Linked DNA regions of Homo sapiens: all the other regions are linked to region 2. A link is a loop called in an ENCODE intact Hi-C map of the cell type or tissue named here. Cell type or tissue: ascending aorta. All regions are shown on one strand. Links, peaks and the distances in the headings refer to the core of each region. The heading gives the core; the rest is flanking DNA.

The links. Peaks named below come from ENCODE experiments on the same cell type or tissue, not always from the same donor. Only the 100,000 strongest peaks of a DNase experiment are listed, where the experiment ranks them.
Region 1: a loop joins it to region 2, with 2.8 times the contacts of the local background. A loop is called at or near these places in 16 of 110 quality-filtered maps.
Region 3: it touches region 2 in a loop (3-fold over the local background); 3 of 110 quality-filtered maps call a loop at or near these places.

What each region holds. Positions count from the first base shown.
Region 1 is chr9:70,497,632-70,508,362 of GRCh38, forward strand. The region is part of intron 3 of KLF9-DT (KLF9 divergent transcript); the gene reads left to right. Among named protein-coding and RNA genes, the nearest start is that of KLF9, 88 kb to the left of the region's middle. In ascending aorta, for the core only: no CTCF peak of the experiment used is centred there; no DNase peak of the experiment used is centred there; H3K27ac peaks cover 4,753 bases.
Region 2 is chr9:70,598,369-70,609,099 of GRCh38, forward strand. TRPM3 (transient receptor potential cation channel subfamily M member 3) reads right to left here. Exons shown (of 26, transcript NM_001366145.2): 20 at 4,974-5,102; 21 at 51-302. It overlaps LOC107984011 (a long non-coding RNA gene), which reads left to right and starts at 3,587. Exons shown (of 3, transcript XR_007061572.1): 1 at 3,587-5,912; 2 at 6,300-6,379; 3 at 8,690-9,904. RefSeq lists enhancers at 2,400-3,599, 3,289-3,789. In ascending aorta, for the core only: a CTCF peak has its summit at 4,276 (motif pointing left); DNase peaks (open chromatin) are centred at 2,263, 2,983, 3,383 and 4,273; H3K4me3 peaks cover 1,818 bases; H3K27ac peaks cover 3,808 bases.
Region 3 is chr9:70,043,875-70,054,605 of GRCh38, forward strand. It overlaps MAMDC2 (MAM domain containing 2), which reads left to right. Exons shown (of 14, transcript NM_153267.5): 1 at 1-357; 2 at 710-823. The coding sequence starts at 324. LOC124902179 (a long non-coding RNA gene) reads right to left here and starts at 167. Exons shown (of 2, transcript XR_007061571.1): 1 at 80-167. RefSeq lists a silencer at 1-253. In ascending aorta, for the core only: no CTCF peak of the experiment used is centred there; DNase peaks (open chromatin) are centred at 2,344, 2,667, 5,567 and 6,047; H3K4me3 peaks cover 46 bases; H3K27ac peaks cover 5,199 bases.

The DNA.
Region 1 (10,731 bases), core at 1,022-9,021, 100 kb before region 2:
TTGAACAATTTCGGTTGGGGTTCTTTACTCATCCACACTGACCTGGGGTGCTCCTTCTGTCTTCCTACCTCTCCTCCCAGCCTCCCTGGGTTCCCAGCCTCCTCTGCCCTTGGAACTCCGCAGCCTGGTCTGCACCTGTTGGTGGCATCCAATGTTTATGTCTCATTTTGTGCTGGGGTGGGGTGAGTAGCTGAATGTCCCACTGATTGCAGCCAGCATGAAGGTTCACCGGCCCACCCCTCACCCCATGTGTCATCAGTAACGGAAGCTAGCAGAGCCAGGCAGAAGCAGGCTTGGCATACAGAATCCAAATATTTTCCTGATTGGTGATGAGGTATTAGGAATATGTGAAGAAGTGACTGTGGATAACTCAGCCATCTTCCAGGGACAGCTGCCCAGCTCATACTAGGATGGGGATTGGGAAGAGATGATCATAAATTGTCTGCTAGAGGTTCTTTGAGGTTGACCCAGAGGTACATTCTGTTATTGCCAAGTTTGGATGGAGGGGTAAGAAAAAGGCAGAGCAGAGAGGGAGCAAGAAAGGCAAACTGGGGAGGGAAGATGAGACAGAAATAAAGAGAAAAAGGCAGGTCAATGTGGGGAGGAGGAAACTGGAGGGGGATGGATTTGGGGATCCTAAATCTCGCTTTTCTCAAAGGAGAAAACCCTGTAGAGTGGCTTCTACTATTTCTATGCTTGCTTTCTACTCCAGGCAGGATATACAGCCCCCATGCTGCCCAATGCCCCAAGTTGCCTGCGTTGATTGATCAAAAAGCAGCTCTAGGCCGAGGTGATCTTCCTTGGTAATCTCATCTCTGTGCTGTGCATGCTTTTCTTTCTGTGTTTTTGATTTAGTTTGTTTCAGTGGGAAGGGCTGATTTACACCTTGAAGGAATTATTCTGAGTCTTAGAGAAATAACCAAAAGGAAAGAGCTAAAGAGCGGCTGCCACATCCCAAGTGCCTGACCTTTGTCAGGGTGGCCTAGAGTCACATTTTGTAGCAGAAGTTCCCTTTGGGCATGCAGCCACCTGGAAGTGGGCATGTCTCCTTTTAGGGTCCCCAACTAGGCCTCTCTAAATCAGGCCAGGCTAGCAGCATTCTGTTTTGAGGCATTTTGACTTTTACAAATCTGTAGCTCCCTTAAAAGCAAAGGCAGATGCTGCAGAAAGTCCTGACCCTTGGGCTTCTCTAAGGCCTGTGGTTTGACTTGCATTAAGGTGAGGGTGGCCTGCTGGCCCCGTCTCTGCACTCATTCCCATTCATGAGCACTCCTCACCTGGCCTACTGTAGCAAATTTCCAAGAAGTGTTCTTGCCTTTATACTCTCCCGTCTACTTCATTCTATGTGCAGCTGCTGGGTTAGTTCTGTTAAAGATCCCCTCTTATCTTGTTCCTTCACTTAAAAATCATCACTGGCTCCCATTGCTCATGAAATAACTAGTTTGTGCAATCAAGTTTCTCTGCTTACTCCAGAAGGTACAAACCCCATATACTCTTCCATTCTTCCCTGAGGGCAGGCTGGGGAGCTGGGGAGAAGTGAAGGACCACATGCTGGGGCCCTGAGAATCTACGCATATCCCATTCCCAGTTCCAGAGGGTACCACTTGGGTTGCTGGTGCTGAGACAATCCTGTTTTTTTGGCATCCTTTATACTCGGGGTTCCCTCTTTTTGCAGGCTTTCCATCAAGCCTTTTAACAATGTTTACTTATATGTTGTGGTAAAGGGAGGCTCTAGATGATAACAGTAAGTTTGCAAATAACAGTAAACCAGTGATTCTTGGCCTGCATGCTATCACATCCCTCCTCCCATATCCATGGCAGATGTGCTGAATCCGTTTTTGCCCACTGAGCCCAGCTGAGGCCTCAGCCTTTTCAACACTACTCCAGGCAGTCATTCCAATCAATCGAATTTGTCCAGTGAGATAAAATCTATTTGTTATCCCTGTACTCTACTCTTTCAGGGTGTGAAGCATCAGACCTTGTTGTTTGATGGATTTAAGATTGGATATAAGAAGACATGGACAGACCCTTGAAGTCGACCCAGAAGTGGCAGGAGAGCTCACAAATTTTGAGATAATCATATTTTGAGATTTAACCAAAGTTTCTCTGCTTCTGCCCCTAACCTGTCCCTGAATCCAGACTAAAGACATTCTGCTTTTATTCTCTAGATGAATGAATGACTTAGCAAAAATGCAGAGAGAAAGCTAAGAGTCTAAACAGACTTTGAAACTGCTGGTGGAGATGGGAATTTGAGAAAAAAAAGAAAAGCTTTTGAGGTTCAAAAGCTTAAGTTTTGGAGTTTCAAAAGCATGCCTCCTAAGGGGATTCAGGGCATAGAGAATATGTGATGAGTAGAATGAAGAACAAAAACAGGCAAACACTGAAAAGTACCCTAGAGTGGAGTTGGAGGGGGAGAAAAAATATTGGTTCCTGTGCCCTGAACGTCCCTGGGCCAAGTCTGCGTGAGGAACAATGGAGCCCCAGGTAGGCTGGGGAAACTGAGGCACAAGGGACATGATAGTGGCGTGGATGGGACACAGGAGACTGTGGCCATGAAGAGGAACTGGAATAACATAGCAGAGGACCAGTATGGAGGTGACATGAAGGACCTGGTAGACCCTGCCCCTGACATCTTGGGAGCCCTGAGGAAATGGAAATCTACAGGCATCCTGAATTTACTGAGATTAAATTTCTTCCATTGAGCAGAATGGGAGCTGAAAAGGGCACACTTCAGCTGATATTTGTACACATGACACATAGAAAGACATCATGCAAACTATGATTATGAGGTGACACTTTTGTTCTCTTGAGACAGGGTCTCACTTTGTCTCTCAGGCTGCAGTGCGGTGGTATGATCACAGCTCACTATAGCCTCGAACTCCTGGACTCAAGCTATCCTCCCACCTCAGCCATGCCACCATGCCCAGCTAATGTTTGATTTTGTAAAGACAAGGTTTTGCCATGTTGCCAAGGCTGGTCTCAAACTCCTGGGCTCAAGCAATTCACATACCTCGGCCTCCTAAAGTTCTGGGATTACAGGTGTGAGCCACTGCACCTGGCCTGAAGTGACACTTTCTAGGTCTTTGTCGTGGCCTGGCAAGTATATTGTTGGTATACACCTTTTCTTAGGAAGCATCCAGCTCACTGCAAGGGTCCCCTGTATCTGGAATTCTGGGTGTAGATCTGGTCACTGCCCTTCAAGAAGGACCTGCTGTCTCTGGAGAAGGTTCAAAGATGGCTAGAACTGAGAGAAGCAGGAAAATTGGGGGGCAGTGCTGATACACAGCACAGCTGTGAGATTATGACCGTGGCTGAGAATGAACAAAGCTGTAAGGGATTTAATCAGAGTTGTCAAGGGTGAGGGCTGGGCCCCATGGATTGCTCTTGAAGCCCTGGAGCACTATAAATACATAAACTAGGCCTACTGCAAATGAGGTTGGAGGGAAGAAAAGATATTCCAGTTCACAGAAGATAATATACCTCTAGGACTGTTAACCCTTTAGCAGTATACAGGTTAGAAATATAAATATTTTTTAAAAATGGATTAGATTGGGGCTTCCTGAGCTTGAGATTATTGGCTGTATGGGATCGATACTTCTTTATTGTGGAAGGCTGTCCTGTGCATTGTAAGATGTTTAGCAACATTCCTGGCTTCTACACATTAGATTATGGTAGCATCTCAGCCCCTGCCCTGACCACAGCTGTGATAACTGAATATATATTCAGATACTGCCATGTGTCTCCTGGGGGGCAAAATCACCCCTAATTGAGAGCCCTTGTGTTAATATAATGTTCCCAAAGGATGGATTACACAATAGAATCATGCAAATAGAAAGTGGGGCCTGTACTCTGGAAATACTGCGTTAAAACAAGCTAAACAGAGCATTTTATTTTTAGGACCGCTCAGGTCTGCAACATGCCAAATGCCATGGACTGAATGTGTCTTCTCCAAATTCCTATGTTGAAGTCCTAACCCCCAAGGTCATGGTATTAAAAGATGGGGCTTTCATAGGTGATTAGGTCATGGGGGCATAACCCTCAGAATTGGGATTAGTGCTCTTATCATAGAGGCCCCAGAGAGCTCATTTGCTCCTTTTACCATGTGGGGGCACAGCCAAAAGACAGCGGTTTATGAACCAGAAAGCTGGCCCTCACCAGACACCTAATCTGCTGGTAACTTGATCTCGGACTTCCCATTCTCCAGAACTGTGAGAAATAATTTCTGTTGTTTAGAAGCCCGGTAGTCTGTGGTATTTTGTTATATTAGCCTGGATGAAGTAAAACAGCCAGTGTACACTTTAAATCTCTGAGAGGGAACATATGGGATTAGCATGCATTGAATATGCTCTGGGCATTGCTACATTAGATACATTCATGGACTATAAAACATTAGAGTTAATAGTAATGAAAATGTCATTAGTGCTTTACAGATGAAGTGTCTGCCAAATAGACTTGTTTTTTCCTTATTACAATCCTCCAAGGTAGATATAATTATTTCTTCTTATAGATGAGAAAACTGGGACTCAGAGAATTAAAATATTTGCCCATGGCAACGCAGCCAACAGATGGGGAGACTGGGACATGAACTGGTTTTAGATTCTCAGTTCTATGTTCTTCATAGGGTTCTGTGCTGCCCCTTGGGTGTGCTCTCAGAATTTGAAATTGATGCTGGGCCAGAATCAAAGTATATCCTCTTTCTTGGTGACACGGACTCTTTTATATTTAAAGGTCTCTGGAGAGACATTGTTAGCTGGGTCTGTATTACATGGGCTAATAGAAGGCTTGATGAAAAAATATAGACTATCTTCAGCATGGTGGAAGATAAAATTAATTCTAATTTTTTTTTTTTTTTTTAAACAGAGTTTCACTCTGTTGCCCAGGCTGGAGTGTAGAGGTGCGATCTTGGCTCACTGCAACCTCCCCCTCCTGGGTTCAAGCGATTCTTATGCCTCAGCCTCCTGAGTAGCTGAGATTACCAGCATGTGCCACCATGTTGGGCTAATTTTTTGTATTTTTAATAGAGATGGGGTTTTGCCATGTTGCCGAGACTGGTCTTGAACTCCTGAGCTAAGGCAATCTGCCTGCCTCAGCCTCCCAAAGTGCTAGGATTATAGGTGTGAGCTACCACGCCTGGCCATAATTCTAATTTTTTAACTAAATCTTTTTTTGTCTTTTCTAAAAATGAGAATTATGTAACTGTGTTGCTTAATATTTTTCCTTGGTTGCCAGGAAGCTCAGATCTAAATTTTTCATCTTGTCTGACAGTTTTGTGGCCCTTTCCCTTGGTTTTGTTGTTTATTGTATGTACTTTTACAGGATTTGTATGTTGTCTCAAACTCTTGGCAGATAAAAGGGATGTATAAATACCTATAACTGATAAATGAAAACTTTCCAAAATATTCACCCCTTAGAAACAAAACACCACTGGCACAGTGCTTAAAAATGGTTCTATCTGGTTTTATTTCCTAATGATACTGGAACATTCACATATGTATAAGCTGAAGCTAGGTGAATGATAAATAGACATCTATAGAGGATAATTTATTATTTTAAAAAATTAATTAAACTGATATTCAAGGAGTGTTCTGGGTTTTCAAAGCCCTCACCTAAACATTGTTTTATTTGTTCTTGTCAACTGCCCTGTCTGAGTGCTGGAGCAGGTATTACTGATTACTGTTTTCATTTGACTGCTGGTAAGTAAATGCAGGCTCAAATATTTTGGGTGACTTATTTTTGCTTTCTAATGTTATTGGCCCAGACTAGCTAGTGGAAGAGTTTAGAAATAGATCTGAATCTTTCACTTCCAGATGGGATGTTGGACCTGAGTGGGGTGGTAAATCTGTGGTACATGTACTGAAGCGTCCTGTCCCCCCCAACTCCCGGGTCCAAGAAGTGCCAGTAGCATCTCTAATTGATCTACATTATCTTTTCCCATTGAGCCCAACCGTAGCCAGAGTCCAAAACACAGTGCTCCAGACATACATCCTCAATTACATAACAAAACCCATACTAGAACTAGATTTTTTAAAAGGATTCCATTAAACTCAACAATTCTCAAATTATATGACTGTATACTAGTAGAAACCTGAGATCATTGAACACAATGAATCTTGTCTGTAGCATCTGTGTGGCAATTTAAAAAGTAGTGGATAGGTCATTTGGGGATAATCTTCATTGTTCTCATTTGTTCATTCCAGCCGGGTGTGGTAGTGCACACCTGTAGTCCCAGCTCCTCAGGAGGCTGAAGTAGGATCACCTGAGCCCAGGAGTTCAAGGTTGTAGTGTGCTATCACTGTACCTGTAAATAGTCACTGCACTCCAGCATGGGCAACATAACGAGAACCCATCTCTAAAAAAGAGAAAAATTCATTCCAGTTTGGATGACACTATCTTAAACGAGTCATTACTAATAGATACTAAAAACAGAATTCGCAAAACATTTACAGCAAATATTATACCTTTAAAAATTCTCCTGCCAGGTGCGGTGGCTCACGCCTGTAATCCCAGCACTTTGGGAGGCCAAGGTGGGTGGATCACGAAGTCAAGAGATCGAGACCATCCTGTCCAACATGGTGAAACCCCGTCTCTACTAAAAATACAAAAAGTTAGCAGGGCGTGGTGGTGCATACCTGTTGTCCCAGTTACTCAGGAGGCTGAGGCAGGAGACTCGCTTGAACCCGGGAGGCAGAGGTTGCATTGAGCCCAGATGGCGCCACTGGACTCCAGCCTGGGCAACATAATGAGACTCCATCTCAAAAAAAAAAAAAATCTTCTAGTTACTTCAGTTATCCAGCACTAAATTAATTTCTTAGCTGATATTTTGAGTTCTGCAATCATAGTAATGGCAAATCTAGCTAGAGGTCCAAGATTTTAACATGGGTCAAGATTACAGGGTAGTAGATATAGATAGCTCTTTCGGAAAAGGGAAAAATGTCTCCTTTTAGCTTTAGAGAATGGCTTAAGCAGAACCCAGCTCTCTATCCTCACAGACACTATGATCTCAGGGTTTTACGTTTTTTGTTTTTTATTTTTAAATCATTACTTTCTCCAAAGTCTTGCCTTTTCTCTGGCTTGCAGTATACATTAAGAGCAATTAAAATCAATGCCCTGCTTTTTGCATGGTATTATTTATCATAAATTTGCTTCCTTTGATGTCTTGCCATAGAAAATACAAGATTTTCCTCTGTCACCATTGATGTATAAGATGATCAAATCATAGCTTAGCATTTTTTAACTAAGGATTGTTTGTTATTTTAGGCCATGCTCCCATTCTTTTTCATCCCGTTTTTTGATTTCGTATGAATGTGCAAGAAAATGGCCAAATGATAAAGGAATATTTGGACCATTGGCTGACAGACATGTTTCCTCTTTCTCCCTCTTTCAAGTATAAGAGATCCTGAGTCTTGCACGATAAAACCACAAACGGAACTAAATTATGCTGAGCAAAAATACATTCTTTTACTGAGAATTTCCCAGGAGTTTTGATATTTTTGACTCTTGCTCACTAAATATGGAAAAGATTGAGACACTATGAGAAACAGGGGAGCTGTTCTGCCATTTTTAGACCTTTAAGAAATTGTTTCATACCTTTAATGCTATGTTAACAATACATTGGAAATCTCCCTGCTGAAAAGTCACAGCCCTCTGAATGGTAACAGTTTCTGGAGATGTTCTCTAAGCTTCCATTTTAATATAAATAATAAAGCTCTGTGAGTTATAATTTATATTTTTGAGTGGTCTAAATGTTGTCCAACATATGGAAATGATAGAAATAGACATTTCACAGCATTTTTCTTCTTCAAGCAGTCAAAACTCCTTTAGACTTAATTTTCTCATTTGTTTCCTATCAAATCCAGGTTCACATGATTATCCAAATTCAGTGGCATGTCAATGGAACTCTGGTGGAAAGTGCTTGTGTACAAAGGCTGGGGAGGAAATTTTGTGCTTTCTTTTTCTTTTTCTTTTCTTTTCTTTCCTTTTTCTTTTCTTTTTTTTTTTTTTGAGACAGGGTGTCACTCTGTCGCCCATGCTGGAGTGCAGTGGTGTGATCTTGGCTCACTGCAATCTCGACCCCCCTGGGCTGAAGCAATCCTCCCATCTTAGCCTCCCAAGTAGCTGGGGCTACAGGAATGTGTGACTGCACCTGGCTACTTTTTTGTTATTATTTTTTTGTAGAGATGAGGTCTCACGATGTTGCCCAGGCTAGTCTCACATTCCCGAGCTCAAGCCATCTGCCCGCCTCGGCCTCACGACGTATGTACTTTCTTATTAATGTGTAGGACACTTTTAATGAAGAAATAGATATGATCAGGAACTTCGGTTAATGGGGTTTATTTTAGGGATATGATTGTAGAAGGCAAGAGAAGGTGGAACGATCTGAGCAGTTAGATGCCTCAGCTTCACTGAAAATGAGTGCATTCTTCAATGGTGGTTAGGACTCATTAAAGATTTTAGTTATTTGACGGCAGTTGCATCGATCCAAGAGCAACTTGGTTACCTGTGATACTCCTGACTGTTCCACATTTCACCCTGGTACCATTTAATGTGTTCTCTATTCTCTATCCCTTGTGGTACATTCAAATTTGTGCAAATTGTTACCTAGAGTTCCCCACCCCCGACCCAAGACTTCAGAGTTGCTGTTTGTTGTCTGTCCAGGTCTCTTCCCTTAGGGTTGTGAGCAGCCATTGAAATTTATTGCCTAGAGACATTGACTCAGTAGGGTTGCAAAATGATAGCATTCTAATTTTGTCATGCTTTATTTGCTGGAACACATCTGTAAAGAGAAACTTTCCCATGTAAACTATTTGGTTGCCTTGACATAGAGTCCCTTTGGAAAGTCAAAATAAGTGCTTGATTCTCTTCTGTTTATTACTTTCAAGATAATGAGTTGGATCCTTAGGAATTTCCAAAAGTAACCAATGACGGTGCTTTTTAAAAAATCACTATGAACGTATTGATAGAAACATACCTGTGTTTTTAATGTACTGAAGTTTTTATCTTTAATTGATGGCCACATTTGCCCATCTTAGACCAATATGTTGGTTCCCAAGTCCTTTGGTATGATCCTAGGATTCTGATAGCTTCCTTGCTTTCAGGTATGACAAGATGTTCTAGGTTCATTTTGTACATTTTTGGTTTTTAGACCTGGAAGCAATCATCTCTTTAAGTAGATTTTTTTTCTTAATAGTGGAAAATGATATTTAGAAAGCACAATTAGGGTGCCAGAGGAACTCATACACTGGGTTGGTTGTTGTGTGTTAAGTTTTTTAGGTGATAAAGCCAGGAAATTTTCATTTACATTTTAAAGATAAAATACATCATGCATTCAAAGTAAAATTTCTTGGCCAGGCACAGTGGCTCATGCCTGTAATCCCAGTACTTTGGGAGGCCAAGGCAGGTGGATCCCTCGAGCCCAGGAGTTTGAGACCAGCCTGGGCAACATGGCGAAACCCCGCTAGTATACCCCAGCCTGGGTGAAAGAGCAACCCTATTAAAAAAAAAAAAAAAAGGGTGGTGCCGGGCACAGTGACTCATGCCTATAAGCCCAGCACTTTGGGAGGCTGAGGTGGGCGGATCACCTGAGGTCAGGAGTTCGAGACCAGCCTGGCCAACATAGTGAAACGCCATCTCTACTAAAAATACACAAAATGAGCCGGGTGTGGTGGCACATGTCTGTAATCCCAGCTACTCGGGAGGCTGAGGCATGAGAATTGCTCGAACCTGGGAGGCAGAGGTTGCAGTGAGCTGAGATTGCGCCACTGCACTCCAGCCTGGGCGACAGAGTGAGACTCTGTCTCAAAAAAAAAAAGAAAAAAGAAAAAAGAAAAAAGAAAAAAGGCATTGAAGTAAAATTTATTTTATGGGGCGACGATTTGCTCTGTGCTCTTTTTCCAGTTTCTTGAATTAAATGCCAATCTTGTTTTTTCTTATCACCTACTGGCCCAATTTAAAACTATAAATTTCCCTCAAAGTTAGTACTTATTCAGCTGTGCTCCATACATCTTAATGTGTAGTTTTTTTCATTATCATTTAGTCCTAAGAATTTAACTTTCTCTGTTTTCCTTTTTGATCCAAGAGTTATTTTGTAATATATTATGTAGCTTCCCTAACATATGGTGGGTTTGGGGGAATTTTTTTTTTTTTTTTTTTCTGGACAGAGTCTCACTCTGTCGCCCAGGCTGGAGTGCAGTGTTGTGATCTTGGCTCACTGCAACCTCTGCCTCCAGGTTCAAGCGAGTCTCATGCTTCAGCGTCCTGAGTAGCTGAGACTACAGGTGTGCGCCACTACACCTGGCTAATTTTTGTATTTTTAGTAGAGACAGAGTTTTGGCATCTTGGCCAGGCTTGTCTTGAACTCCTGGCCTCAAGTGATCCACCCACTTCAGCCTCCCAATGTGTTGGGATTACAGGTGTGAGCCACTGTGCCTGGCCCTGGGGGGATTTTTTTGTTTTTGTTTTTTGTCTTTTTGAGCTATATTTTTTTTTTGTTAATGACTTTTGATTTTATTGCATTGAGGTTAAAGAACATAGCTGCTCTGCTATTATTCATTTAAGATTTATTGAAACTTGCTTTATGGCCTAACACAAGACGTATTTTTATAACAGATCTTGATTGCTCAATAATATGTACTCTGTGCTTATTGCACATATAGTCTTGAATATATTAAATATTTAATAGAAGGCCAGGTGTGAGGGCATGCACCTGTGATACCAGCTATTCAGGAGGCTGAG
Region 2 (10,731 bases), core at 1,172-9,171:
CCATTCCTCCTCTGAAAACTTATAACATGGAATCAGAAGACCCTGCTTACCATTTTTCCAATCATCATTACATACGGGCCCAAATACTTGTTCACGCCGAAGATGTCTAGGAGACGGATATACCAGTAAATGATGTTCACGCAGTAGATGACCCTCCCGTCACTCCTGAAGGGCTGGTCTTGGAGACGAAGGATCATTCCGACAGAAAACAGAAGGATGGCGATGAGGTCCGTGACATTCCAGTACTCCTGCAGCCATACCTTCACTTTCTGTAGCAACTTCCCTGGCTCTGACATCAGAATCTATAAGGCAGGAAGGAGAGCAGAGTTAGGTCTGGTTTCTGTCTGTATTTTCAGCCCAGTTGGGAAGTGCTTGGTCTGTTGGCTGATGTTAGTAGCTTGCTTTGTCTACCTATATCTACTTAAATACTTGCATGCTGTAAAAGTCCGACTGAGCTAAGCTTAGGTGATTATTCAGCTGCAATATTCCAAAGGCACATATAAGCAATAATTTTGATTCTTTGGGTGGTGGTAAAATTCTAAGACACACATAAGAGTTTTGCTATAAAATGATTCAATCCTAGTATGCTGCAAATCTCTGAAGTCTTCCTTCATCTCAGTAAACAGTGCCACCATATTGAGTTCCTCAGGCTGTTCACTTGGGAAGACTCCTCCATTTTTCTCTTTCACATCCCACATCCTCTGCACCAAGTCCTATCACCTCTATTTCTAAATGCAACCTAGCCAACTACTTCTCACCACCTCCACTGCTGCCTCCCTATTCTAAGCTCCATCACATCTTACAGATTGCAGCAGCCTTCTAACTGGTATCCCCATCATCGTCATTGCCCACTTACCCTCAACCCATTCTCTGAGCAGCACAAATAATGATCTTTAAAAGCCTGGATCTTTAAAGATCTGGCTGGCAATTACCAGGTTATATGCATAGGTAAAAACTCTTCAAGCTGCACCCTTAGGAGTTGTTCAATTATAGATAAATTATACCTCAATTAAAAAAAAGACTTAGGAGACAAATGAACAACAACAACAACAGAAACTAAAGCAAATGATCATAATTGTATGCTTAAGCTTTCTGATGACTTCCATTACAAATAGTGAAAAATCCAAACTCCTTATGGTCGCCTCATTTCACGTCCCATCATATTCTCCTTTATTCTCTACCCTGCAGCCATACTGGTCATCTCTTAAGCATAACAAGTTTATTCGATATTCAGGATGCTTGTACTTATTCCTTCTGTTCAGCACTTTCTTCTCCCAGATCTGTATTTGGCTCCTCTTCATCTTCAAGGTCTCTGATCAAATGTCCCCTTTTTAGGAAGGCCTTTTTTGATTACTTTAGCTGCAGCTGACTTCATGTCCCCAAGTCACTCTCCAATACATTACCCTATTTATTTTTTTGAAGTTTTTATCACTATATGAAGTTATCTACTGTAGCTTTTATATGTATGTGTGTATGAGTATGTGTGTCTGCCTATCAATCAATTGATCAATCATCTATTTATTCATCTGTCCATCCATTCTTCTCTCTTTCCTAGACTGAAACTCTGAGGGCAGACCCTTTGTACCCCAGGCCTGTTACATAATAGAAACTCAATACATATTTGTCAACAGACTGACTGTTGTGTAGGCACTAACAGCAATTTTCCAGTTCCTTGCATATCCTAACTCCTTTGTGGGACTCTTGCCTTACCTTAAACTTAGAGGGGCTACCACACATGGGTCTATGAAATGCACAGCTGGACAGCAGAAGTTGCACCCATCCTGCATCACAGACCACCCCAGGATGTGAGAAGCCAGGGAATGCCACTTAGTGAAGCTGTGCACCAGGGCCACCTTCCTCAATTGCTGGTGTTTACCTCTGAGGATTCCATCTCTTCAAACCATGACCAACCCCTTTCCCCACCTCAGAACCTCTCAAAGGAGAGGAGAGAAAAGACTGGAGGCAGGTCTATATCCAGCTATTTGTGTGAATCCTCATGTCCACTATAATGATTTACCTAATTCTGAAATACTAAGGAAGACAGGTTTTCGTAAGTCAGGGCTGGGACTTGGAAGCTGAGCAGGGTACCAGGAGCTACCCAAGAGCCCTATTTTTCACAGGCAGTGTCCTGCCCTAAGCCCTAGCCCAGGGTTTCTAAACTTCAGTGCACATCAGAATCAGCTGGAAGGCTGGGTAAAATATAGATGCTGGGCCCTCAGTCTGGAGTTTCTGCTTCAGGAGGCTGGGGGTGGGGTGGAGGATTTACATGTGTAACAAGTTCCCAGCTCCTGCTGGTGGCCACAGTTTGAGAACCACTGCCCTAGTCATCAGCAATCTCTGCAGCTGGTGTTGTCCTGATGGCTTCTCACTCCCTGGCTGCATCTTAACAGAGCAAAAATCCGTGTATGTAGCTGGGAGAGGGGGTTGATGGGCAATGCCTTGAGCTTTTCCAACCCTTTGCTCACACTTTCCTAAAACTGCTAAACACAGAGGTTTGTAGTATCATTTTTAAATAGTGAAGCATTTTTTGGTAAAGTCCCAACATTAAAAAAGAGATGAGAGCAGAACAGTCCGGGGTGAGGCAGAAGTGGAAAGTCAAGAATCCCCCCTGCCTCCTCCACCTCTCGAACCAGCCCTCAGGCACCTGTCTTAGAACCCTGGGAGCCTGAGGAGCATCGTGGGGGAGTAGAAAGAGCAGTGAGTCTAGGGACGGATCTGTCAGGTTGCATACTCAGTTGTCCTTTCTAGCTGTGGGATACGGGGAAATTGCTAAAACCCTGAGTCTCAGTTCCCAGACCTGTGCAGTGGGACGTCATCATAGTCACGCCATCGACCTCACAGAGTTGTCGGCGGGGGTAGGATCCAGATGAGATAACGTCTACCCACGCATGCTGTAAACAGTGCCATGCTATTAAGGGATTACCGGGGCTTGCTTTGGTGACTCCGGGCAGAAGTATGTGGGGCTGGGAATGGGGGTATCATGGGAAACCACAAAGCCTTCCTTTTGTGTATCCCTGGGAAGGCACCAAAGCATGCAAACTTTTCCACATTTCCAGGATCTTGCGTCTGAGCCCTGGAGGTCCTGCGTGCTGACTGTGAAGAGGCAGGAAGGGCATGGCCTGTGGGGTCCTCACCCTTTGGTCGTCAAGCAACTCTTCAGTGAGTTCAGGGCAGGACACAGGGGTTGGGGCGCCGCCTCACTGAGCCGCAGAGGAAAAGGTCAGACTCGGAGGTGGTCACCGCCTCACTCCCCACGGGAAGCGGGAATCTTCAGTTGACCCCTTCCTGACTCCAGCCTCCAAAGCCCTGCCCTCCCTGCTATTCTATGCCTCTTCAGGAGAAATGGATATCCAGGCCTCGAGGCTCCTGGCAGCCTGCCCGTTTGGCAGCCTCTGCCAGAACAGTCCGTGGAGTACAGACTGCTCCCTGTCTTCTCCCAGTCTGGTCCCTGGAGAGACTCCAATCTCCCTGCTCGAGTCCTTCCCTTTTCTGCTTATCATGGGGAAGGAATATGCGTCTAGGCGTTAAATCGCTCGAGTGCCAGCTGGCACAGCACAGCCACAGGGCCCCAGCAGGAGCGGGCCTCAGTTCTCAGAGAGCTGCACAAAGACCAAAGCAAATTTATTACTGTTTTTCAGTTTACAAATGGGAAATCCACAACATTGGTCAAGAAGAAAAGGCACCATGAATGGGAAGACCGAAGTGCAGACAACCAGCTGGAACAAGGCAAGGCATTCCTTTTTTTTTTTTTTTTTTAAATCCAGGCTCTTGTAAAATGAGACTAGCAGAGCCATTCCCAAGTTCTCAGGATGGGGAGATGGTAGTCAGAGTTAAAATATCACCCAAATAGTTTAAAAACTCAAGAGAAGGGCTTAAGAGATAAGACATTTTTTATGATCCCAATACAACTGCATCTAACAGATACTGCATCTTTTCTCTGGAAGAGAACATTATAGAGCTGAAACCCTTGCCTTTTAACCTGTCTTTGTAATGAAGGCAAGAATGAAGTTGTGGATTTGTAGGAGTCCTTTTTTCCTATGGTGCCCAGTATGTTTTCCCACCCACTGCAGTACAGCAATTAGGGTTGTTCTTGAGCTCTTAAAGACCCAGTGGACTTGAACGGGAGCATTTCTTCCAGAAAGGGCCTGTCCTGCTTACTGTCATTTCAGGAAAAATGCAGAGAAATCAGCACTACCTCCTAAGCCTGCCTTCCTAATGGCTTTCCCTGATGAAATAGGAGCTTGTGGTGAACATTGAGTGGGGCTGCAGAGCCCTCTTGTGGATTTTCGCTTAATCACATTCTTTTTAGCAGCTCTGAATCTGATGGGCCCCTGAGGTTAGCTCTGATTTCAAATAAACCATTTAGGGGTGGCATTTTGAAGGCTCCTTTTAGGCCATAGAAGTGGGGGGAGAAAAGAGGGACCCTGCACTCACAACCTGAAGGATCTGTGTTCAGTTCACCTTGGTGGTCCCTCCTGCTGGCAGAGTGGTTGGTGCCCAGCAGGTACGAGCAGAATGTTAAGAAATAAACCAGAGAATAAATCCAATCAGTGAGTGAAAGCAGAGTTCCTCCTAAAGCAGCCGAAATACATCCAGAGAGTCACAGGTATTGGCAGACTGTGTCCGAAGACACCCAGAATAAGGGGGAGAAATGGGAGTTAAAAGTGGCAAAATCTAGAAAGTCATGTTTATAGGGATGAGGCATCAAAAACAACTAGAGGCCTTCTTGGGACAAAGGCTACGTTAGCAGAGAATAGACCAAATCCTAAGCACTCAGGGAGTTACACCCCTATAAGCACCACACTGTGAAGCCTCCCCAGGTTTGTCAGAGGAGCAAAGAAGCAGCTGTGGTAGAGTTAGAGAAAACAGTTTCCGGCTTAATTTGCATCCCAGGCATCTTCCTGTCCCCTCCATCCACAGATAGAACTTAACCACTGTCTTTCTCTTACGTTTTCTTTTATAAAAGCCGTTACCTCTCTCATCTTTTCTATTCCCAGGGTGAAAATATAGGAGATTACGATCCATTCCTGGGTGGACGGCCAGCGTTCCATCTTCACTAACACGATATAGTTGAAGAGCATCAGGTATCCGATATACGCCAGCTGTAAGGAGACACAATACAGTGCTCTGGCTGTTCAGGCCCAGGAGCCCCAGCATCAGCCAAGGCCACTGCACAGCAGCACAGAGCAGGGTCAGCAAGCAGGACACAGACTTTATGACAAAAGGAACTTGAAGGTGCTAAACTAACAAAAGAATTAGAAAAGACAGTAATACTTGAAGGATTATAATATGCAATCTTCCTTTTGACCTGTACATGTATCTCTGGGGCTCTGGTGCTTCGTTTAAATCTATGTGTCATGATGCATCATTTCGCCTTGCAGTTACCCATTTTTGTGTGTTTTCTTGGCTAAAAAGGGAGCCTTGGCTGTCAGTGGCGGCTCTTGCTCAGGCGTGGACCTTAGGTTCTTAAACTAGGGCAGCACAGTGGATTTTTGCCTCACGAATGCCAGGCAGAATAAGTGTCTGTGAGAAGCAAAGGAAGAGGAAGACACATGTAACACCTGTAAATTGGTCAAACCAACATAAAAATAGCCCAGGCTTAAAGTGCTTCGCTTGTCAGTGCCCTGGGAGGGTCTTACCTGTTTTCATTTCACCACTTTCCTGTCCTAATCAAGTTAAGATAAGATATTCCTTCCTGGTGTCTGCTTCATTGAAACAACACAAGAAAAGACAACACAGTTTACAGAAAGGAAAGGGTCCGTGTGGCCTTTTGTGGACGGGTGTGGGGTTTAATCCCCAAGAGGCTCTGGCTCGTGGGGTTGAATCCTGATGTGACTGGCTGAATTGCTGGATGTCTGGGAAGAACTCCCTAGGGTTTGGTGACTGCTCCTGGAAGATTCAGTTGTGTCAAGGTGAGTGAAGTGCAGGGAAACTGGTGGCTCTTGCATAAGGGGCTGAGGAGCCTTGAGAGAAGACTCACTCACCTTAAGGGAAATGGCAGACTAGCTGGGCCTTCCTTACACAATGCCTCAAGTCAAGTGAGGTACTCACTGGCCTTAGGGGCCTCAGGGGCTGTGAGCAGGAACCAAGAGGGAGTTTATTAACTAAAATCTGCTGCACTCTTCAGAGTGGTGTAGCAAAGAATAGACACAGTGTGGGTGAAAGGATTGAGGCCTTGAGGGGTCTGGAGGTACTGCATGACTTTGTAGCTGGGAAGGCAGCTTAGAAGGTGGAGGAAGCTGCAGCCTTGCTGGGGGATATGCTGCTTTCTCTACTAATTCTCTTATGTTTTGGGACAGGGTCTCACTCTCGTCACCCAGGCTGGAGTGCAGTGGCATTGTGATCTCGGCTCATTGTAGCATTGACTTCCTGGGCTCAGGTAATTCTCCTACTTCAGCCTCCTGGGTAGCTGGGATAACAGGCACGTGCCACCACACCCAGCTAAGTTTTTGTATTTTTAGTGGAGACAGCATCTCACTTTGTTGGCCAGGCTGATCTCAAACTCCTGGGCTCAAGAGATCCTCCTATCTATCTTGGCCTCCCAAAATGCTGGGATTATAGGCATGAGCCACCATGCTCAGCTGAATGGATTCTTCTTTTTTTTTGGAGACTGAGTCTCACTCTATTGCCCAGGCTGGAGTGCAGTGGTGCGATCTCGGCTTTCTGCAAACCTCTTCCTGGGTTCAAGCGATTCTCGTGCCTCAGCCTCCGGAGTAGCTGGGATTACAGGCACCCATTACCACGTCTGGCTAATTTTTGTATTTTTAGTAGAGACTGAGGTTTCATCATGTTGGCCAGGCTGGTCTTGAATTCCTGACCTCAAGTGATCTGCCCGCCTCGGCCTCCTAAAGTGCTGGGATTACAGGTGTGAGCCACTGCGCCTCGCCTAAATAGAGTCTTAATATGACTCCAAGGTATCTCTGAGACCCCATCACACTGACACATTTGCAGACACAACTGTTGCACAAAAGTCCCTCATCTCTTAAAGGGTGAAGTATGTCGGAGTTAAATAAGATCACTTATGAGAGCTGGATATCTGGGCTCACTCTCTACATGCATGGTTTGTGCTGGCACACCCCCACCCCCACCCCCAGGGGCCTATCATTTCAACCTATGCCTAAGTTCCTACCCCTCCCCATCTTCAGGAGCATTGGCAAATCATGAAAACTTCTCATGAAGGAGTTTACTTAAAATTGTGTAGGACGCTGTTTAAAAATCAGTTCAAAATGGAACTTGGTTCATATGGTTTCCGTTTACCATTATTATACACTGGCATTAATTCTGTAGTCCTGTGAGTACAGACTGCAAAAAACAAAAAAAGGACTTTAGTGGTTAAAACTCTAAAATATACTCTCAGCCTCCTTCTGACTTGAACTCTTTCCCTCTCCTTGTTGCTTCCTTCTCTTAGTTGGGTCAAATTCCATCACTTGTAGGTGAAATGAATATTGTTAACTGCCCTGGTTTTATCATTTTGCCCAAATGATTGCAAAACATTCCAAAGCATTATCTTCTCTTGTCATATGTAGGCCTAGTGACATGCACATTCTTCCAGAACCTCTGCATTTTAATACTTAAGTAACTCCTTAAACCTATTTTAATGCTTAAGTAACTCCTTGAACCTACATCTGTCCTCTGAATACAAGTCTAATGTGTTCAGTGGAAGGAAGGTAGGCATAGATATCAGTGAAGCTTGGATTTAAATCTCAGCTCACATACTTCCTAGCTGTATCACCTTTTGTAATGTTAACCTGCCTGGGCCTCCATTCTGTAACATGGGATCACTTCCACTTTCCTTATAGGGCCTTTATAATGACTGGGGATCTATATATCTATCTATCTGTCTGTCTGTATCTCCCAACACACTGTAGAGGCCCAATAAATGCTGGCTGATATTATTCTGTTATTCTTTTTGTCTCCTCTTCCCTTAGTCCTTACTTCCCTTTGATCCCCAATTAACTGTTCACACCTCTCTTCTTTTTTTTTAAATTGCCCTCATTATTGGTTATGTTTCCTCCACTTTCATCATTTTTAGCCCCTGCCTGTTTTTTACATCACAGTTATTCTATAATGAACTTTTCCCATAGTCAAGCTATAATATAATATTTTGGGACAACTCTCAAAATACAGACTTCTGAAAATAGGGTCTTATGTTTAGATGGCATAACAGAGGACTGGCTGCTGTCCTGGAAGCAGCCTATCATAGAACTCACCAACATTCATGCAGCCTTGCTGTAGATTATCTTGACATGACATGCTTTAATTGTGTGTGTGTGTGTGTGTGTGTATATATATATATATATGTATACTCTGTAAGGTTTAGCAACCTGTATGTAGAATTTCCAAGCTTTTGAACCTGTGAGTCTTATTTAAGTAAGTCAGTAGGAGAACTCTAAGAATTTGTATTTTATTAACATATATTCTTTCTATGCATTTTCCATTAACTAAGATTCATGCTTCTTAAACTAACTATCAAACACAAGCACTAAAGCCTGACACAGTTTGCTATGGATCCCTGGTGGGGCTTTGCTCTTCCTCACTTCTTCCTGGGCCTTTTTCTACTACCTCTGGAGAGCAGAGGGGCACATGGTCTTGTAGAGGATAGAGTTGGTCACTACTAGAGAAACTCAGAGCACACACTGTGTCCTCTGACCTGCAGCCACTTCACACCTTGAATTTGAATCCTCTCCAGATGGATACCTGAAATAGGCTCTCAAAACAAGCAGGGTCTAGGAGCCAGTTGGACCCCTGCCTCCTTTCTTCTTGGACCAGAAGAGGACCCAATCTGCTCCTAGAGAAACTTGCTACGATGCAGAAGTGAGGTTATATGGAAATGAAGTGTGTCCTACCTTTCAGAAACTTGGGAGAGTAGGAGAGACCATTTTTGAAAATCTGGTGAGAAATACTCTTACAGAGAAAAACACAGCCCAAAGCACATGGGACCTTCAATCTGAAATTGAATTGTACTGTTAAGCATGTCTGGTGATTCAAAAGACTGGCATACCTTATTTCCAGTCACTTCCTCGAGGCCTGGGCTTTGTCAATATGTGAAGATGAATTTTGGAGAATCATGTAAACACAATTGAACAGATCTGGGGGATCCAGTCTGATGGGTTTGCTGAGGCCAATCCAGTCAGCCACGCAGAAGTGTGCTGGACACACAGGCCCCACCACCCCCCGCCAAAGAGGCAGCCTCCCAACAAGCTGCCAATGACATAAGCAAAGCAGCGTGTCTCAAGTGTCTCCAATCATAAGATTCGCCTGGGAAGCTGGTTAAACTAACACAGCCTCTTAGGCTCCTTCCTGAAGACTGGATTCCATGGGTCTATGATGGGGCTAGAAATTTGCATTTCTAACAAAACTCCCTTGTCATCATGGACGTTTTAGAGATATTGATACTATTATTTCTACTGATTTCTGCTCTCGGGAGTCTGTAAACTTTTTCTGCAAATGGCCAACTGGTTAACTTTTAAGGCTTTGTAGAACCGATAGTCTCTCTCTGTCTCTCACTACTCATCAACTTGATGTGGTAGCACAAAAGCAGTCAGTCAGCCTATTGCTAATGGTAAATGAGATTTAGCCTAAAGCTGCCTCCTTAAGTTCGGCCTGAAGTTTTCTCTGTACATTGTGAACTATAACAAATGAAGGTGTAACAAGACCAATCACCGAGTTTCGGTCAATCAAATGTAGCCAACTGCTCAAACTGTGTTCAAATAAGGCAAACGCTGAGCTGTAACCAATCCAGCTGTTTCTGTACCTCACTTCCGTTTTCTGTATGCCACTTCCCTTTTTCTGTCCATAAATCTTCCACCACGTGGCCCTGCCAGAGTCTCTGAGCCTACTCTGGCTTGGAAGACTGCCCAATTCACGAATCGTTCATTTGCTCAATTAAACTCCTTTAAATTTATTCGGCTCAAGTTTTTCTTTTAACAGAAATCAAGAGTCTGCCTGTGTTCCAATTATTTATGGACACTAAAATTTGAATATGTGTTTCAAGTATTCCTTTTCAAATTTTATTAAAAATGTAAAAACCATTCTCAGTTCGCAGGCCACAATCACAGGCCATGGGTTGAATTTGGCTCAAAAGCTGTAGTTTGCCAAGCCCTGTTCTAAGCTAACAGTTGGGGAATCATAATATAAAAGGAAGGACAGACCTGGGTGTGAAATAGCTGCAAAAATATTATCTCGGGCTGGGCGCAGTGGTTATTGCCTGTAATCCCAGCACTTTGGTAGGCTGAGGCAGGCCCATAGCTTGAGGCCAGCAGTTCAAGACCAGCCTGGCCAACGTGGCAAAACCCCATCTCTACTAAAAATACAAAAATTAATTAGCCAGGTGTGGTGGTGAACACCTGTAATCCCAGCTACTCGGGAGGCTGAGACATGAGACTCACTTGAATCCAGGAGATGGAGGTTGCAGTGAGCCAAGATTGTACCACTGCACTCCAGCCTAGGTGACAGAGTAAGAGTTTGTCTCCTAAATAAATAAATATTATCTTGATAAAATAGTTGTTAGGATTACAAAGAGTACTTAAATAATAGTACCTAGAACATTGCCTCAAACTTAGTAGGTGCTCAATAAAAGAAAGATATTATTTTTGTTGAGTGGATGTATGAACACAACACTGATTATCTATTGCTGGGCAACGTGAATAGCCTAGAAGAAACAATAGTCACAGTTACATTGTACTTATATGTCAAGGAACTGTTCTAAGTGCTTTACATGTTTTAACACAT
Region 3 (10,731 bases), core at 1,272-9,271, 550 kb before region 2:
CTGGCCTTTCAAAGTGTGCAGTTGTCTCCTCCCTGTCCAGCCCCATCGTCGCCCAGGACCAGCTGGGCCGCGGTCTGACCTGAGGCTGCTGCTCAGCGCCGGGGCGCTGGCGCTCTCCATTCGAGCACCTTCCAGCATACCGCTCGGCTCCGGGAGCCGCTCTGCAAAGTTGGGCAGCTCAGAGCGCAAGCTTTGCCTCTCGACTTCTCCCTCCTTGGGTCCCCGGCGCCCCCGCCTCCCACGATCCCTTTCACTAGGAGCAGCCAGTCCCAGCGGGCTGGCAACTTGCACCCCTTCCTAGTCATCCTCCCTGAAACGCGACCATGCTGTTAAGGGGCGTCCTCCTGGCGTTGCAAGGTAAGGCCTGGACCCCGGGACAACCCCGGGGGCGCTCTGACGACTCGCCCCCGCTCCTGCTGCCCCCGGGGGTCCGGCTCACCGTGCTGGGCTGGGCCATCCGAGGGCGCCTCCTGATCCTCCGCAGCCGCTAACTCCCTCCCCTGGCCAAGCCTGGGGTGGGGGTGGGGGTGGGCGTGGGGTCGCTCAGTGGAGGCGCCCGGGGATGCTGGGGGACAGGTACTGCATCCCTCTCCCGCCCCCTCCCGCTCGTCTTTCCCCCACTTTCACCAGGTAGTCCCCCTGGGGCTCCCCGAGTTGGTGCAAAGGCTCCTGGGTGGAGCTCGAACTGAAACTCGCTTTGTGCCCGCAGCCCTGCAGCTCGCCGGTGCCCTCGACCTGCCCGCTGGGTCCTGTGCCTTTGAAGAGAGCACTTGCGGCTTTGACTCCGTGTTGGCCTCTCTGCCGTGGATTTTAAATGAGGAAGGTAAGGAGGCTCGGTGGAGAGGGGCGCGAAGTGAACTTTCTTCCTTGATGGCTTGCTTTTTTTTCCCACATGGGTAATGTTATCTTGGAGTTAATTCTCCGCGGCAAGAAAAGTGTGAGTCATGGATCCTCCTTCAAGCCCTCAGCTGTGCTGCAAGGGATGGCCGAGGCAGGAACGGGGCGGGCGGGAGGCCGCCCTTTGTTTACCTGGCCTATGGGTAGAAGCTTAAAATTTGCGTCTCACCCCAGCACTCCTTAATGGAAGGGAGAAACGGAGCACAGCTAATGATTGTTCTCCGCTGTGGGCCTCTGCAGGCACACCAGCTGTGTGCCTCTGCAGGCCAGCAACCTTTCTGGTCCTCAGGAGACATGTCTGTGAGTTGGGAAAAGTTGCATGGGACTAGTTCTCCTTCAGCTTTGCAGAAATGGTTCCACAATTCTGTGATGGGACGTCAGTGCTAAGACATCACGTCTGCCTTGACCCTGACAGTGTTTTTTGCTGCATGATTTCATCCTCACACTCCTGTTTGTAATCCTGCCCTGGACAAAAGAAACCATGTACACTGCCAAATGCCTGGGGTCCCTGTCTCACTGGTGGTCATTGTCTTACTACTCTATACTGTTTGGGTCCCAAGGACAAAGTTTAAATGTGGGGTCTTCTGAAGTGTCATCTTGCCTTTATATAGTTTTTTTTGTTTTTTGTTTTAAAGTGTGGTTCTCAGTACCCAATGGCAGGCGGCACTGGGTGTCCCTTCTTTCCTTTCTCTCTCTTTTGTCACCACCAGTGAAGCCTGATGCCCACAGACTATTTGGATTGGAAAATAGCCTTCTTTAAAAAACATGGTACCCTAGATGAAACCAGCTCACCTCCTTCCCCACTCAATTGTCCTCAGGCCGCAGATCCTCCCACCTCGCTCCCTGGGGGAGGATGGAGCCCGGAACCCCTGGTTAGATGTATGAACTGTCACCACAGCTCACTCTGCCCCAGGCTTCTACTCAGGGTTCTGCATACATTAGCTTCTCTGACCCTCACAGGTAGGTGATGTTGGACCCGTTTTACAGAGGAAGGAATCTCAGCCATAGAATATTCAAATGGCTAGTCCATATCACAGTGTCACTGAGTGGCTAACTCTGAGTGTCTAGTTAGGAAGAAACAGGAAGGAACTGGTTCAGTAGTAATCTCCATCTTTATCCAACAATTGCCAAGTCTTGACTACTACAGTCTACTTAGGGGTGGCTGGGAAAAAGCAATTCTTGATTTATTATTCGAGGGATTCCTATCTTGCTGATGGCTTTAGGAAAGTCTCTGTAATCTTGCCACTCACCCTTTCCCTATACTGGCTGTATGGAAGCATTGCGGGAGATGGCCTTAGAAATGCCACGAGACTGGCTTTGGAGAGCACACTCCTCCAGCACGGGGCTTCTCAAACCTCAGCTGCATCAGAATCACCTGGTGGGCTTGTAAGACACAGATTGCTGGGCCCCACTTCCTGAGTGTCTGATTCAGGGGGCCTGAGAATTTCTAACAAGTTCCCAGGTGATGCTGATGATGCTGGTCTCGGGACTACACTTTGAGAACTGCCGACTTCCACAGTCTGTGTACACACACACACAACCTGTGCTGTTGTTGGCTCTGAGTAGGTCTGGCACTAGGGTGAAGGAGCTACTTGCAGGACCCGAGAGTGAACAGCTACTTAAGTCTTGTTCCCTAAGCACTTGGCTTGCCTCATCCTAGTGCTGGCCCTGAGAAAAGGAAATCAACATCATTCCTTAAGCCAGGAGCCTTAGTTAGTCTCTGAGTTCCTGCCTCCGGCCCTCTGTCAGGATGGGGGCCCCCTCACAGCCTGCCTCTGGTCAGTGGGCATGCCACAGCCTGCTGAACACAACTGCCTCCCAGACCCACAGGAAGTCTCTCTGCTGAGTTGGCACCTCTGCCCCAGGACAGCAGTTAAACCATCCCCCTTCAGGGAAAACAGGAAGATGCTTATAGAAAAAGGTGATTACAGTTTAATAGTATAACGAAGGCACTGTGGCTTTGCTTTCTGCATTCTTTCTAACAACCACTGCTTTCTGGCTCAGGACTGGGACTACTGGGTTGGCTGGCGGAAGTTAATTCATTCTCCTCTGAGCACTCCAGGGTGGAGCAGGCAGGTTAGGCTCCAGTTGTTCCAGCTTCAGTTTGTCAAAGGCCAGAACTTGGACGTAACAGTGTACTGCAGGCTCCAGGGCAGTGAGGTAGGTGTGTGGCAGTTGCTGTGGTTGCCTAAGAAGACATCGCTAAGAATTTCCCTTATAAGCCCATTTCTAGGTTGGTAAATTAAAGATAATAAAATTCTTCCAGGCTGAAATTTGGCAAGCTGTTCACAAGCTTCTCTGCAAATGCACTTCTTCCTGCAGAAACCCTTTGAAACTGGTTCCATGGTTCCATTCACCTTCATGTACTGGATCCACCATGGAAAGTAGTGGGTTTCAGAGACTTTTGCCCACATGCACTTCTTTTTTTTTTTTTCTTTAAGTTCTGGGATACATGTGCAGAATGTGCAGGTTTGTTACACAGGTATAAATGTGAATGGTGGTTTGCTGCACCTATCATCCCGTCATCTAGGTTTTAAGCCCCGCATGCTTTAGGTATTTGTCCTAATACTCTCCCTCCCCTTGCGCCCCACCCCCAACAGGCCCCGGTGTGTGAAGTTCCCCTCCTTGTGTCCGTGTGTTCTCATTGTTCAACTCCCACTTATGAGTGAGAACATGAGGTGTTTGGTTTTCTGTTCCTGTGTTAGTTTGCTGAGAATGATGGCTTCCAGCTTCATCCATGTCCCTGCAAAGGACATAAACTCACTCTTTGGTATTGCTGCATAGTATTCCATGCTGTATATGTGCTACATTTTCTTTATCCAGTCTATCACTGATGGGCATTTGGGTTGGTTCCATGTCTTTGCTATTGTAAATAGTGCTGCAATAAACATATGTGCCAGATGCACTTCTTATATGTCCATGGTCCGTAGGTTAATTTATTGTGGAGAGAACAATGCAAAAGGCCAGAGAAGGAAGGTAAGTTGGGACACAAATCTGCGAACTGGGGTTTCATCACAGGAGAATCAAATCTGGAGGTAGTTGGAAAAGTCTCCTTGTCTCTAAATATCCCCTTTGCTGCCTGAAATAGTTTCTGAGGTTCATGCCTTTGATTTACAGTATTAAGTCCCTAGATGTCCCTGATTACAGTTCGAGTGTCTCTATTTCATGGCCACTTTAAAATATGCTTTATCTCCACTGGACACAGAATAGGTAAGTTTTGACCAGGCATTGTGTTGGCTTGGGTTATTTATCCCAATGGCAGTTTCCCCCAGGGAATGCCAGGTGCACCATACAGGGCATCGGGCACTGAAACCCAGTTTTGTCTACTTTCTCATTTTGCCCATGGTTGTCCTGCTTTCTTGATCTCCCTCTATTCTTTTTGTAGAATATTTTAATTTTCCCTAACTTGTCAAGGGAAGTGATACTATGTCAGACTCAAATTTGAACTCACTTCTAAATCTTAAGTTTGAATTGAATCCGGCAAAGAAGGGATCTGTTTTTGTTTTTTGTTTTGTCTCTTTCAGAAGGAGTCTCACTCTGTTGCCCAGGCTGGAGTCCAATGGCGTGACCTCGGGTCACTGCAAACTTCGCCTCTCGGGTTCAAGTGATTCTCCTGCCTCAGCCTCTGGAGTAACTGGGGCATGCACCTGTAGTACCATCTACTCAGGAGGCATGTGCTACCACCCCAGGCTAATTTTTGTATTTTTAGTAGAGATGGGATTTCACCATGTTGGCCAGGCTGGTCTTGAACTCCTGACCTTGAGTGATCCACCCGCTTCGACCTCCCAAAGTACTGGGATTACAGGCATGAGCCACCGCGCCCAGCCAGGGTTCTGTTTTATCCTGTGAAAATCTTTCTCCATTCATTTATCCTATAAAAAAAATCATCTTTATTCACAGCTCAGAGGATCTGGAAACCCCTTTGAGCAGCAGTCCTCAGCTGAAATCGGGGCTGCTTATTCCATTTTCCTGATGCCAGCTGTGGGGGCAGAGGTCCTTTGCCCTGAGGATTCTTGGAGACCATGCGGTTGGCCTTGCATCCAAACAGGCACAATTCAAAAGAATCATTGAGTGGATATTGGCTTCATTCTCATTTTTGGACATTGTGGCTTAGCACCTTTAACTGAACTCTGTGAGGAAGCCACTTGAGGAGCTGAGGCAGGGTAAAGCCAAGTCTAGGTGTTGCCCCTTAATTAGGAGTTTGGAACACTCAGCTACCTGGAAGAGGAAGGCAGCTGCAGAAATGTCTCAGGTGAACAGGAAGTAAAAAGAGAAATTGAAAGCACTTGTTGCAGAGAAGACCTACATTGTTTTTCCATGGTAGGAGTCAGGGTTTGAGAAATCGCCTAATACAGAAAAAGGTTGGATGGCTTTTGTACCCAGGAGTGAGTGATAGCATCTGAGGCAGGCAGGTGGGCTACAGGGTTGGGCATCATGAAGGGGTGGGGTGGGGGCATGGTAGAATGTCCCGAAATCACGTGTAAATACATGTGTGTTTGTCTCTCTGATACCCTTTCCTTCACCCAAACTTGTCCCTTCTCTTTTAAGGACACTCTCAGCTCCTTGGCCATCTGCGTTTCAGTTCTGCACTCAGTCATGTGCCAGTTATTATTAACAGTGATGAATCCTGCCTGCTATTTCTTGAGGCTCAGCTAGAGCCACAAATCTGGCAAGGATCCCAGGTTCCTGGGAGAGGAGAACCAGTCTTCTTCCTGCAGACTACAGCTCCTTTCCTGATTTTGGAGGGCTGATTCAGCATCCCACCCTGGCATCACAAAGTTCATAAGGCCAGGGACGAGTTATGCTCATCTGCATGGGGCTACTTGGTCCTGCATTATGTCTGCAGGTTGTTCTTAGAGCTCTCTAAGCAGAAGTACAATCCCCACATTGTATGGGGGCTGGAAATCGGCACAAGTCAGGGATGTTCCTTGACACCCTCTGGGAGAGATGGTCGACCCCAGAAATGTGACCTAGTTACACTTGCAGTATCACATGCCATTTCCCGCTGCTGCCCTGGCTGTGACTGCTCTCAGGTTGAGCATGGCTGTGCTGTGCTGTGCCTGAGGGCAGCCTTGCTTCTGCCTTGCTTCCTGGGAACCCAGATCCTAGAGCTGGGCCTTGGAGGTCATCCAGTGCTGCCTCCTCCTACACAGACCAAGTCAGGCAGCCCTTGGACATTGCCTCAGCTCCTTGGCTCTCCACCAGTTCTTTTTCCTCCAGCATTGGAGGAAACATCCCTGTCTCCACTCTGGGTTCTAAACTCTGAAACTTTGTTGTGTTGGAAACTCTTCATCAGAGAGCTAATTATATTTCAGACATGTGGAAGAACTCAGATTCCAAAGATGCAGTGTTTGGGGCCAAACAAAGCCACAAAACACTACATTTTATGCCATACCATGTAACATGTATTCACTCTTTCAGATGTATAGGGATCCCACCCGTCTGTGATCTTCAGCGTGTAGAAAAGAGCCTGGCACATAGCAGGTGCTCGATATATATTTGTTGAATGAAAGAACCTGTTGAATGACTGTATTAGATCACAAACATATCCTTAAGTGTTTTCCTACGTGCTCCTGGTTCATTCTGCCCCTTCAAAGGTAGTTCCTTATCATGAAGAACGGCTTAAGCCTCGTGGTTAGTATAAGCTCTGGAGCTGGGTGACTTGGATTAGAATCCAGGCTCTGCTCTTTCAAGCTGTGTGGGCTTGGGAAAGTCATTTATCCTCTCTATGTCTCAGTTTCCTTGGCTATAAAATTGAGATAGTAAAAGTACCTATCACATGAGATTGTTGTGAAGACTATATACATTAATACGTTTAACACAGAGTGAGCACTTTATACATGTAACCTGATGTTATTCTTACTATTACTTGATGTGTCTTTTATCAACATCATAAACTTTATAAATAAACATTAGTTTTTCTAACTCAGACAGCTTTCCAAAACAGCTTTTGGGGACCTAAGGAGAGTGTGGTTTTCTTTTGCTTATAGTTATGCCATCTACTCTTCATTCCAACCAGAGAAAGAACCTTACTTTTCTTATTTGGCTCTAGTTTAAGCACTGGTAAGCCTTATCTCACTTTTGTGTGGCTGAACAAGGTGTGGATATAAAGTAATAACACTGAGTTTCATACTTAGTGTGTAGTCTATCCCAGCAGATGATACATTTTTCTCTATAAATTATTGGTTGTTGTCAAGAATGCTTTGCTTTCTGCTTCATTATTCTCCCACCCCAGCCTGCTAGTGCCTCAGCATCAATTGGCTCCATTAGTGATGGTGCTGGTGCCTTCTATGATCTCTCATCTCCTAAGTTCTTGGACAAGATCCTAACCCTTGGCCTTCCTGTCAATCAGTCTGGGTGCTTGAGTTCTCTTGCCTGACCCCTCCACTTGAGATTTAACCCAACTGGGGTGGTAATATCTGCCTGCTAAGCCTCTACTGGCTTCTGTGGATGTAAGCTGTGTCTGGGCAGCCTCCTCCTTATGAAGGCCAACACCCCATCTGGTTTCCTCCCTACTCAAATTAGAGTTGCTGAATGGGAAGTGGCTACCCAAATCCTGGCCTGATCCCTAATAAGACACCTAGGGATTTTTAGGATGTTTCCCATACCATAATTGCAGAAGTCAGCTAATATGTGGGGAGGAAAAAAATAATTTTTGTCAGAGGACTTTATGCTTTTGTTGCCATCTTCAAATCTTTTAGCCTATAGTTACCATGTTTTGGTAACTTGTATCTTGGGGTGTAATATTCATTTAAATATTTTGGTTCTTAAAATAACAGAACCTCTTTGGTAGATCACCCCAGCATCAGTCTTACTTCTATATCTTTTCAAACTATTAGGTTTTGAAGAAGTTGAGTGAAATCCATTTATGTTAGTAGAGGTGATGGGTATCCCAATAAGTAGAGCTAGCAGGTAGTTAAACTTGTCTTGGGTATCCTTGTTGGTCAACCCTGATTTTTGTGTCTAACAACTATCCCAGCACTCTCCTTCAATTTTTCTTATGCTTTTCTTAACCAACTAAATCATATAAATGTAGTTATGCATTCAGGTCTAGGTTCTTGGAGTGTTTGATTACATATCCATCTATTTATATCTATTTACCTATCTAGATAGATAGAGATAGATAGATAGATAGATAGATAGATAGATAGATAGACAGACAGATAGATAGATATAGTTTCACCTACAGAATGGTTCTCAGCCCTGGCTGGAAATTAAAACAGGTAAAAAAAAATTTTTTTAAAGCTATATCCAGGTCTTACTCCAAGAGGTTCTGATTTATTTGTCCAGAAATGGGACCAGACTTGGCATCATTAAAAAACAACACACACTAACAGACTCCCTAGGTGATTGTGATATGTGTCCATGGTTGAGGAATGTGTATTGGAATGGCTTTCAACTCCCCAGCTTCTCCAGATGTAAGAAAGAAGAAATGCCCTCGTCTTAAGTATCTTTTGATGATTAGCAATTACCCACAGGCTAATGTGCAAAATGCCTTGTTTGGCATTCAAGGCCCTTCACAGTTTGCTCCAAATTACATTTCTCCTCTTCCTTCCCATTAATCTCTAATGTGCTGTTCATTCAACATGCCCTTTACTTACTTGCTTCTTGTTTTATTTGCAAAGTTCTCTTTACCTGTATAATGCTGCTTTTCTATTCTCCTGTCCCATGCTCATCTATTTAGGTTCCACCTATGCTTTAAGGTCCAGCTTTTTCTTAAAACATTCCATAACTTTTCCAGATGAAAACCCTCCCTTCCCATGGCTCTCTGCACTTTCCACTGTGTAAGTCTTCTTATTGGCATCTCCTGATAAGAGTCCCCACCCTGTCACCTCATCAGACTGTTATGTCTCTGAGAACAGGAATCACATCCTCCTTACAATGCCTGATAATATGTGGCATCAACAAACACTTTGAATTTAACCAATCTGTAAAGCCATTGTTGAGATTGATGGAAAAAAAATAAAAAATCCTTAACATTTTTTTCCTGTAGTAAAAGAGGTTGTGTTTAGTAATCCTTCCTACCATGGGACTTCAAAGAGTTTGAAGGCTTATGCTGTAATTTCCAAATATAACAGCAAAGCAGTATTACAGCTTGTCTCACCAGTACATGGCCTGTTTCATCCCTAATTTGCCAATGGACAAAAAGCTCTTGGATTATTTACCCATCAGGGATGCCTAAGTCCCTTGACTCTCTGCCATCACAAACAACCACAATGCAACCTTGAGAGTGGCACTGCTGGGGCTGGAAAGTATTTTTTGGCAAGGGATGACCAGACTTTGAACTAGCTATGGAGAGCGGGTGTTTCTGAGGTACTCAGGTGTGAGATGTCCATAGCACCCACCTTGATGGTTAAAAGCACATAAGGATATTTGTCTGCTCTGGGAAGAAGTTCTTATATATGGTTATGACAAATGGAGAAAGCAGAGGATCAGGTTTGCAAGTCAGATCTTCCAGGATATTTGCTTTCTCTACTTTGTGAGAAATTTGCATGTGTTTTATGGGATTCTGAGGCTAAGAATAAGATAATAAAACAAGTGGTATCATTACCATAATTTCATTGCATCATGAATAAATAATATGTTTTACAGAAAACCCTACTGCAGACTATTCATACTGTGAACAAGCATCTAAGTGTCTACTATCCATCATGTTCTATGTTAGTAGTTGGAGGACATAGTACATGAGTACACACTCCATAGGGTTCACAGTCATGGTCCCTGCCCTTGGTGGCGGCCCTAGGCCAATAGAGGACACAAAAACCCACAATTGTGGTAGAAGGTAAAAGGAATTGTGTGCTAGTCAAGGCTTTTCATTTGATCAAGCAGTGAAGGAGGTATTGGAAGGTTGTCAGTTAGCTCTCAGAATCAACAGGAAGTATAGAGAGCAATATTTGGGCAAGAGTAATACAGAGATGCAAGGTGTAGGCAAGATACTTCTGGAAGAGGCATTTGTGTGACTTTATCACTGGACATTTGTTACTTCACTGCTGGACCTGCCTGTTCATTCAGGAGCTGTGAGGAGGCTCAATTTGAGGGAGATAGAATTGCCAATGGGGAGGCTAATTAGGAGGCTACCCATGTATCTAAGGAAGAGATTATGAGGGCCTGAATTAGGGCAGGGGTGTTAGGTGTGAAAGGCAAGCAGTAAATAAAGCAACTTAAAGGGGATTAAGTTGGTAGGGCTTGAGTACTGATTGATAGGAGTAATGAGTCAGAGGAAGAGTGACTCTGAAATTTCTAGTTTGGGCAGCTGTTTGGTTGATGGTGCCAACAGTTGGGAGAGTTCCAAGAGGAACTTCATGCTTAGGGTAGAAAAAGATATGATCAGTTCTGAGCTGCCTGGGACACATCCAAGTGGAGACTTCGAGCAGGGCATTGATGTAAGAATCTAAAGATCAGGTATAGTCTGGGCAGGAGTATGGGAACCTTTAGCAGAAAGGTAGTAGTTAAAATTACGAGCAGAGATGATATCACCCAAGGAGAATGGATAAAGTAATAACAGCAGGAGGCTAAGAAAAGATGCCTTGAGCTCACATTTAAGGATTAGGTATAGGAAGGAGATGGGGACATGAAAGAAACAGGAAGAACCGGGCATGTATGAGAAGAATTAGGAAAGTGGAAGATTGTAGAAGCAAAGGAGTTAGGATTTTCAAAAGGAGGACGTGATCAGTGGGGCCCCATGCAGTAGGGTGGAACAAATGGGAAATGTCAATAGTTGGTAAAGACTTCTCAGCAAAAAAAGTTTAGATGTGAGAAGAAAGGGGTTCAACCATACCTACAAAGAAACTTTGAGATGAAAGTTTTATTTTTTTTTTCGTTTTGTTTTGTTTT